Linked DNA regions of Homo sapiens: region 2 is linked to region 1. The links are chromatin contacts, found by Hi-C or POLR2A ChIA-PET in ENCODE. All regions are on one chromosome and are shown on one strand. Each heading gives the region's core, a stretch centred on a gene start or an enhancer-like site at or near the end of the contact. The rest is flanking DNA. Distances are from core to core; before and after follow the strand shown.

Region 1 (3,833 bases), core at 1-2,500:
TGTTCAGCCCTCCGCCCCAAATCGTTCACGATTAGAGACTGTGACGTTTCAAAAGGTATACAGGTGGAAAAAAAACACCTATTTGAGTAAATATAGTTTGTAGCTCGAAATAAAAGATGCAGACCAGGGGCCGGACGCGGTGGCTCATGCCTGTAATCCCAGCACCGTGGGAGGACGAGGCGGGCGGATCATCTGAGGTCAGGAGTTTGAGACCAGCCTGGCCAAAACATGGTGAAACCCCGTCTCTATTAAAAATGCAAAAATTAGCCGGGCGTGGTGGTGGGCGCCTGTAATCCCAGCTACTCTGGAGGCTAAGGCAGGAGAATCACTTGAACCCAGGAGGCGGAGGTTGCACTCCAGCCTGGGCGACAAGAGTGAGACTCCGTCTCAAAACAAAACAAAAACAAACAAACAAACAAAAAAAGGTGCAGACTGTTGTCACGGTCAGGTCTCTATTCACTCTTGAAAACAAGATTGACAATTACCTCCTTTAAAAAGCAGATAACTGTCCCTGAAGATGCGAGGTTACTGAAATGAGATGTCAGAGGTAGACCTTCAAGACTATTCCTAGCCGACCCACCACCACCCCACACAGTGAACAGGGAATACTAAGCTCAAATATTCGTCCAACGTAATCCTGTAATCAGTGGGGTGCCGGGTTGAGCTCGCAAATCCCCGCTGCAGGACAGGGCTCTGCACCCTCAATCTTCTCATCCCCAGATGGGATGGGCGGGTCGGGAGGAGGAGCGACGAGAGCCCAGGAAAGCTTGAAGGCAGAGATAGACTCACGTCTCTAAGACATATACATAATATAGCCGCAACCGCGGCGGCCTTACTTTCCCGGAGCTGCATCCCCTTTTAGGCGAAGAGCGGAGGCGACCAGGGACTACCCTAGGTGAAAGGGCAGCCACCTGGCCCTACCCGGGCTCAACGCCGAGCCTCTCGGAGGTACGGCCTCCCGGGGACCTTCCAGACTGGTCGGCGCAAGCGAAGGGCGGGGACCACCGAAGGAGTGTGTGACTTAGGCATCCAGCGCACTGCCTGACCCGAAGTACCGACCCGAGTTATGCCCACCCTCCAACTTTGCGACGGAAATGTGTCATCGAAAGCCAGGTAACCAGTGGGCCGCGGCTGGGCCGCCGGGGCAGGCTAGGGGCGCCGCGGTGGGCTTCGGGGCCTTTGGGGCCGTGGGCTTTTGCTGCCGCCCGCCCCTTCCGGCTCCTCCCTGTAGAGCAAAGGGCACGTGAGCGAGGCGCCCGAAGCCGTCGCGGCGGGGACCATGTTGCTTCCGAACATCCTGCTCACCGGTCAGGGCGCGCGGCCGGGAGGGACTGGGCTGGGGCAGGCTGGGGGCGCAGAGTGCTCTGGGCATCGGGCGCCCAGGTGGGGGCCCCTCACTGCCCTCTTCAGAGGCCGGCCGAGGGCCACGAGGCGGTTGTCAGCGCCCCGGGAGCCGACCCTCGCGGGCGTTGCGGGAGGCGAGGGAGGGGACGCGGAACGTTAATTCCGTTGGCCTGAGGCTCCGGGGGGGGGCGGGGGGGGGTGGAGAGAGGTCGGCAGATCCAGCTCTCCAGCTTGGCAACCTGCTTAGTCTTTCTGAATCTGGTATTTCGTTTGTAAAATGGGTTGTTGATTCTTTGGCAGGGTTGGCCTTGGGATTTTTAGCGAAATAACGTAAGGCCATATCTGCTTCCCGGTAGAGTCATTAATGGTGGATGCCTCACTCCTTAGGCCTCCGTGGGCCGTATTTTATTTTTTCTTTGCTTCTGATAAACGCCTCAGATTAGATTTCGGTAAACGAGTTCAGATGTTTGTGACGTGACGAAATTGCTGTATGCTTTTGTTGAGTTACATCAAAGGATCCCCCCGCCCCTTAAAAGGAAGGCATATAGAGCATTTCGGGTCGTTTCTCGCGTAGGAGTGGGTCTTTGAAGCCATACTCAGGGTGCATGTTATCAGTGAAGGGAATTAAAATGCTGCATAACGACTTTAACGAATATTTTTGCTAGCCGTTTAGTCCTGAAAGTGTTTATCAAATTGTAGGCCATTCGTGGAAAAATCTAATGCATGTAGATTTTATTGCAAGGTACAGAAAAATTAAGACTCTTTGTGGGAACAGTAAAGTTACATCATTCACCCAAAGGTAAAATTGTTGGCAGCGCACAAGACATGTCTGTTTCTGAGAGGTGCAGATTAACCACCCCACAAATAACGTTTAGAATTTTAGATTCCTTAAGCGGAAGATTTTACATCTTTTTGCATGGATCAAACATAGTGCCCTGGTTATTAAGTCATTGTCAAAACTTTAAAGTGAACATTTTATTGAAAACATGTTGAGTCCAGGGTTCAGACTTGGTGTATTATAGTGGACTTGAGGTGACCGTTATTCTCCTGGGTATGGGAACTGGATTATCCCTGTTATCTTTATGCTTAAGTTTAATTTCAGGGATGTTAAATCTGAATAGCTGAAAATTATGAATTTGATGATCTTGAAATGTAATTTTAATAGGTATCAGAAGGGGAAGGTAAAGAACAATGTATATAGTATTGTCATTTATGTAAAAGGGAATATGTGTTGTATTTATATAACAAAGAGTATGTACATATATGTACATTTACATGCAAACATAAATAGGGTTTCTTTGGGAAAGGAAACTGGTTTACAGTGGTTATCTCTAGGGAAGGGCGCAAGGGGTCAGTAGAGGTAATTTTCAGACTGCTTAATTTTAACATGAACAGTTTTGTTTTTGTTCTTGTTTTTGTTTTTGTTTGAGACAGAGTCTCATTATGTTGGCCAGGCTGGTCTCGAACTCCTGCGCTTAAGCGATCCTCCCGCCTTCTCCTCCCAAATTGCTGGGATTACACGCGCGAGCCACCACACGTGGCCATGAACAGTTTTTAAATCTTTATAAGTTAAAGCAAATAGGCCAGGTGGGTGGCTCATGCCTGTAAATCCCAGCACTTTGGGAGGTGGAGGTGGGGAGATCGCTTGAGCTCAGGAGTTTGAGCTTAGCCTAAGCAACATAGCCAAACCCCGTCTCTACAAAAATTAACCAGGGCATGGTGGTGCATACCTGTGGTCCTAGCTACCGGACAGGCTGAGATGGGAGGATTGCTTGAGCCCAGGAGGTAAAGGCTCTAGTGAGCCAAGTTCCACTGCACTCCAGCCTAGGTAACAAAGAGATATCTTGTCTTTAAAAAAAGAAAAAGGTAAATAAATTATTGTAATTGATTCGAGGTGGCTAATTTTTTTTTTTTTTTTTTTGAGATGGAGTCTCTGTCGCCAGGCTGGAGTGCTGTGGCGCGATCTTGGCTCACTGCATCCTACAACTACCTGGTTCAAGGGATTCTCCTGCCTCAGCCTCCTGAGTAGCTGGGATTACAGGCACGCGCCACCACGCCCGGCTAATTTTTGTATTTTAATAGAGATGTAGTTTCACTATGTTGGCCAGGATTGTCTCAATCTCCTGACCTTGTGATCTGCCCGCCTCGGCCTCCCAAAGTGCGGTGATTACAGGCATGAGCCACTGCGCCCAGCACGAGATGGCTAATTTTATTCTCAGCAGTTCCCCGGTAGCAGCAGGCAGTTTGAATTGGCGTCAGAATCTGCTGAGCCCCACCCCTGGAGAATCAATACACTGGGTAATATTCTGACATTCAGTTAGCTTTGGAAAATTTTTATTAGATCGTAGTACATGCTAATTTACATATGGCCAGGCATGGTGGCTCACGCCTGTAATCCCAGCACTTTAGGAGGCCGAGGCTGGCAGATCACCTGAGGTTAGGAGTTTGAGACCAGCCTGGCCAATATGGTGAAACCCGGTCTCTACTGA
Region 2 (4,440 bases), core at 1,698-4,197, 2.2 Mb after region 1:
GAAATCCATTAGTAAACTCTTGTAAAGTATATATATATATTTTTACAGCTTCACAATATAGTGATGGGGAATGGCTAAAACCATATGGGAAAAAAAAATTAGGGGCAAGGAGGAGGCTTTTTTCTTTTTCTTTTTTTGTTTGTTTTTTTCCTTTTTCCCAAAGCCAATTCATTTTACAACGAAGGACAACTGAGCAGTCGGTTAAGTTATGCCTTTGTTTTCAGAGTGGAGTTTATAGCCTCACTAGAAGATTTACAATCCATAAGGCCATAAGATGATGCTGTGCTTAGATGAACAATTTTATAGCGTGAAGATACTAAGACATCCCCCAAGAGAGTTTGGGTGCTAGATCAGTTATTTATTGGTAATTTTTTTTCTCTTACAAAACCAAACAAAAAATTCTGCTATGGTTCCCAAGCAACTTATAAATACTTATCTGTATTTTCTCTTAGTGCCTTAGTATTTATATCAGCAAGTGCCATCTTACAATACAAAACAAGCCACCAAAGAAACTGCAACAACAGAAACAAAAACAAGAAATCAAAAACCTTCAGCACTAAAATGATTTGACAAATTCTACATATTCCACGGTATACAAAATTTAAATAAGGCTTAGCAAAAGTAAAAAGGATGGTCACATTCAAGCACCAAATAGCTCCAGCGAGTCTCTTTGTTACAAAAATGCTGCTCTGTATTAAGACAGTATTTTTTGCATACAAATAAAGAGATCAGGTTATGAAATGTGTGGAGCTACTAGATGCAGCAGAAATGAATGTGAAACCCAGGAACTTGCTAAAAACAGCAAGCTTCATCTACAACATAAGGCCCCAGCTATGTATTAAAATGTATCTGATGTCCTGATTATTCTTTAATCGATATGCTACGATGCCAAAATCCACCCCCAGTTCTTTTCCTCAAAAAAGCAAATTTAAAACCTCTTCCAATGCCTGATGCTTATTACTCAAGTACTAGAAGATTTGGGTGCAGCCAGTAATTTTCCTTTTTATTCAAGAGCAGGGCTGGTGCAGGACTACTACAAAATGTGTGCTTCTTGGACTAGTCACTCACAGCATAAAGGCCTGAGTTTAAGAGTTTGAAAAGAAGGAAAAGAAAGCAAACAGAAAGAAAGTTGATGTGTGTTTATAGTCCCCGCTCTACCTCAGGTGAAGGCCAGACATCCACATCCACAGAAAGGAACAACTGGCCTTTTAGACAGTTGGACCAGGGATCCAGTGTCCATTGGGATGGCCGTGTAATGAAAATGGCTAGCTCCACTTGTCCTGGCCATTCCTAATGGAGGAGGATTCCAAATGCAGTACTTAGAGTAGTTCTTGCTTTAGATCTGGAAATATAGGTAGCCAGATACAGTACTATCAGAAACTCTGGTTAAAATACACATAAAAACTCAGAATCTACTGTGTTTAGGGCTTTCTTCCATCTTAACTTAGAATGTTTTAGCTTATAAAAATGGAACCTTGAAATAGTCTCTTAAACCACAGACCAAAACATGTAGGTGGATGTGTATATACACGAATATGGGTGTATCTCTGTTCACACACACCCAGTTTTGACCATTTTGCTTCATTACTACATTATGATAAATGGTAAAGCAAAAATCTTATTTAAAAAAAGCTGTAGTAAACGACGCAATCAGCAGCCAGGTATAGACTCTACATCCCAAACCAAACACGATGCTATATATTTACAAAGAAAATCATTTTCCTCAACAACCCTCAACTGTAAAGGTAATTTTTTTTTTTTTTTTTTTTTTTTTTTTTGTACAAACACTATCTGGTAACAGTTTTACCGGTTACAACTGGGAAGGCATCTGGAAGAAGGTCCCCTCTTTGTCTTTCTCTCTCCCCTGTCTCAATGAGGCTCCGAGCTCTGCCTGGCGGACATTCCCACACAGTGCTGGTTTTGAAAGGTAGTCAAGACACAGTCGCCCGTTCAGGACGGGTCTCCACAGTCCTGCCCCTGGGCCCTCCCCGTTACAAGGCCTTTTTGTGAGGGCTGCTACGCAAACTCTCTTTCCCCCGCCTCTGCCGTACCACAAAGTCCTTCTCATTAGAAAGAGAGATGGGGCGGTCAGTGTTTGGGGCTGGGGATGGCTTGGTCACGTCTCTGCCCACGTTCTGTTTCCTAGCTGGGGGAGGCTGGGCTGGGGCAGGGTCCTTCCCTTTGGTTTCCCCTACGGTGGCAGTCACCGAGAGAGCCCTGTCCCGGTGGCTGGCCCCGCCCATGGTGTTTGGGTCGGGGTGGTGTGACTCCAGAGGCAGGGTGGAGACCCGGAAGGAGGGCAGGGAGTCACTCTTTGTCATGTGGGTTCGGCCCTCCCCGGCAGGCTGAGCCTTCCTATGGTCCCTGTTGCTGGGGGCTGGAAGCTCCAGCATGCCCCCGGCGGCCTTGGCAGAAGAGGTGTCGCTGCTGGCTGCAGAGGCCTCTCTAACTCCGGCCCTGGTTTCAGGGAAGCTGGAGGAGCAGCTCAGAGACTTTTCCGGGAGGGCCGTGGATCGGAAAGAACTCTGCCCAGTGGCTGAGGGGGACCGTTTCATGCCATTGGGCTTGTCTGCCTCCGTCGGTGGCTTCTGGGGACCGGGCCCTTTCCCTCTGGCCTCAGGGAAGCCCTTCCCCACCCCCGCGGCTGGCCGCTCCGCGCCTTTCAACCGGTTCTCGCTATGCACAAAGGAAAGGCCGGCCTCGAGCTTGTCGCCCTCTGCTGGAGCATAAAGTGCTTCAGTGCATTTCTTCCCTTCCGCCCTTCTGTCGGTGTTGGCGGCCGGCTGACTCGGGCTTTTGTCTGTCTGTCTGTTGTCTGTCTGTTTGCACAGGGTGGGGCAATCTTTCACAGTGGATGGTTTGGGGTGCTTTGGAGACAGGGTTTGCTTTTCACCAACAGCGGACAGTTTCTGGTCCGCTGGCTCACTAGGCCCTGGGTGTCCCGGCCTTGGCAAATGCACAGGCTTCTCCAGCACCTCCAGGGGCCGCCCACCACTGGTGGGTTGTGGCTTGGCGTCTAGAGGAGCCCTGTCAGTGTGCAGTGGGACAGAGGGCCCACCTTCTCCCTGGCCAATCCCATCGCTGGCTTTGTTCTGGGAGCCTGGGGTAGCAGGAAACACATCCGGCCCACTCTTACTGTGGCCCTTCCCCTCTCTGCTAGAGCCACCGAGGGACTGAGTGGCAGGCTCTTTGCCCTTTGTGGCCCCGACACTTGGTTTCTGAGAGGAGAGGGACCGGTCGGGGTGCTTAGTCTTTGGAGGGCCCGGGTCAGGGCCAGGCCGGGGCTTGTGGCTGCTGCTTTCACTGTGCGCAGCAACAGGCTTGGGAGGGTCCTGGGGGCTCGAGCTGGGCTCTGCAGTGCTGGGCTTGGCCCCCGGCTCTCTGCCAGAAGCGTGGCTTGGGGAACTGCAATGCTGCCTGGCAGCCGGGCTGGACAGGTCTTTGGCCGTCAGAGGGGGCGGAGGGATGCTGCTGGGATGCCTTTGTAGAGGCTGCTCCTTCCTTTCAGGTTCCTTGGCACCATCTTTCTGCAAAGATGGGAAACTGGAGAGCTTTTCACTCTTCTCACTCTCAATTCCAGGTGGCTGCAGAGACCGCCTGGCAAGAAGCGCTTCGGGCTTGGGTTCCACGCCACGCCTCACCTTGCCCAGCTCCTTCTCACAGGGAATTCCAGCTGAGTGCAGAGAGGAGTTGTCTCTGGGCGGGGGCCTCGCCTCACCTGGGCCATCTTTGTGGTTCGTTTTCCCACCCGGCGCCCATGCTTTCTCCATGGCCTGGGTCTGTGTATAGAAATCTGGGTGGGTCCTTCCCACAGAGAGGAGATTTTTGGAGTTGTCACTGGTTTTCGCAGTTTCTGGAAAGCACAGTTCCATGGAGGGCTCTCTGCATGTGTCAGCCCTCGCAGCAGAGCGCTCGCTTCTGGCTGTGGGAGGGCCTCTTTCAGACGATTCCCTCAGGCCTGGCTTCTCCCTTGAGGGGGAAGCTTCAGGTGGGAGCGGGCAGCGTGGCCTGGCCAGGTCAGGGCTGTGGAGGTTCTGCCCCAGGCAGGTCAGAAGCTTGGGGTCAGTGGTGTGGTCTTGGTGTTTAGGGGAGCTGCCCTCTCTCTGTTGGGGATTGCTTTCCATGACTGTTCCAGGGCTCCTGGCAGTAGGATGGGGACCTTTCCTGTCCCTCTTGAACTCTGGGTCAGGCAGGGAAACTGCTGGTGAATTCTGGAGACCTCGGCTGGGGGGCAGGAACCAAGGCTCCAGCAGGTAGGATTTATTCATCTTTAAGCTGGAAGGAGAAAGCTCTCTTGCACTGGTGGTATCGTTCTTTTTCCCACTGCTGCTGGGGAGAACTGGTGGCACAGAGGCCCTCACGTCACCACTTGGGCTGGGGCTCTGTGCAGACTCTGGGGAAGGCAGTTCTGTCTTGGAGGCCTGAGGTCCGGACAGGAGA

Evidence for each region. A loop is a pair of places that touch in the nucleus more often than their neighbours do. ChIA-PET counts read pairs that join two places held with the same protein, here RNA polymerase II (POLR2A). Pooled maps may share reads with other maps.
Region 2: a map of CD8-positive, alpha-beta T cell shows a loop between it and region 1 (11-fold over the local background). The contact joins the enhancer-like site here to the promoter of AK6 in region 1. A Hi-C loop is called at or near these places in 1 of 168 maps with a recorded cell type or tissue (CD8-positive, alpha-beta T cell) and 3 of 50 pooled maps. POLR2A ChIA-PET finds 5 or more read pairs at or near these places in 1 of 52 experiments (OCI-LY7).

What each region holds. Positions count from the first base shown.
Region 1 is chr5:69,366,937-69,370,769 of GRCh38, reverse strand. It overlaps AK6 (adenylate kinase 6), which reads left to right and starts at 1,250. Exons shown (of 5, transcript NM_016283.5): 1 at 1,250-1,307. The coding sequence starts at 1,280. TAF9 (TATA-box binding protein associated factor 9) reads left to right here and starts at 1,250. Exons shown (of 3, transcript NM_003187.5): 1 at 1,250-1,307. RAD17 (RAD17 checkpoint clamp loader component) reads right to left here and starts at 952. Exons shown (of 19, transcript NM_133338.3): 1 at 837-952. RefSeq lists an enhancer at 149-698.
Region 2 is chr5:67,164,603-67,169,042 of GRCh38, reverse strand. It overlaps MAST4 (microtubule associated serine/threonine kinase family member 4), which reads right to left. Exons shown (of 29, transcript NM_001164664.2): 29 at 1-4,440. The coding sequence ends at 1,992. Among named protein-coding and RNA genes, the nearest start is that of CD180, 30 kb to the left of the region's middle. RefSeq lists an enhancer at 1,737-2,242 and a silencer at 2,683-2,732. Within about 2 kb of position 2,947, at least 35 of the 41 ENCODE cell types and tissues checked have a DNase peak (open chromatin) inside an H3K27ac peak, as active enhancers do; they include CD8-positive, alpha-beta T cell and OCI-LY7, where a contact is called at or near this core.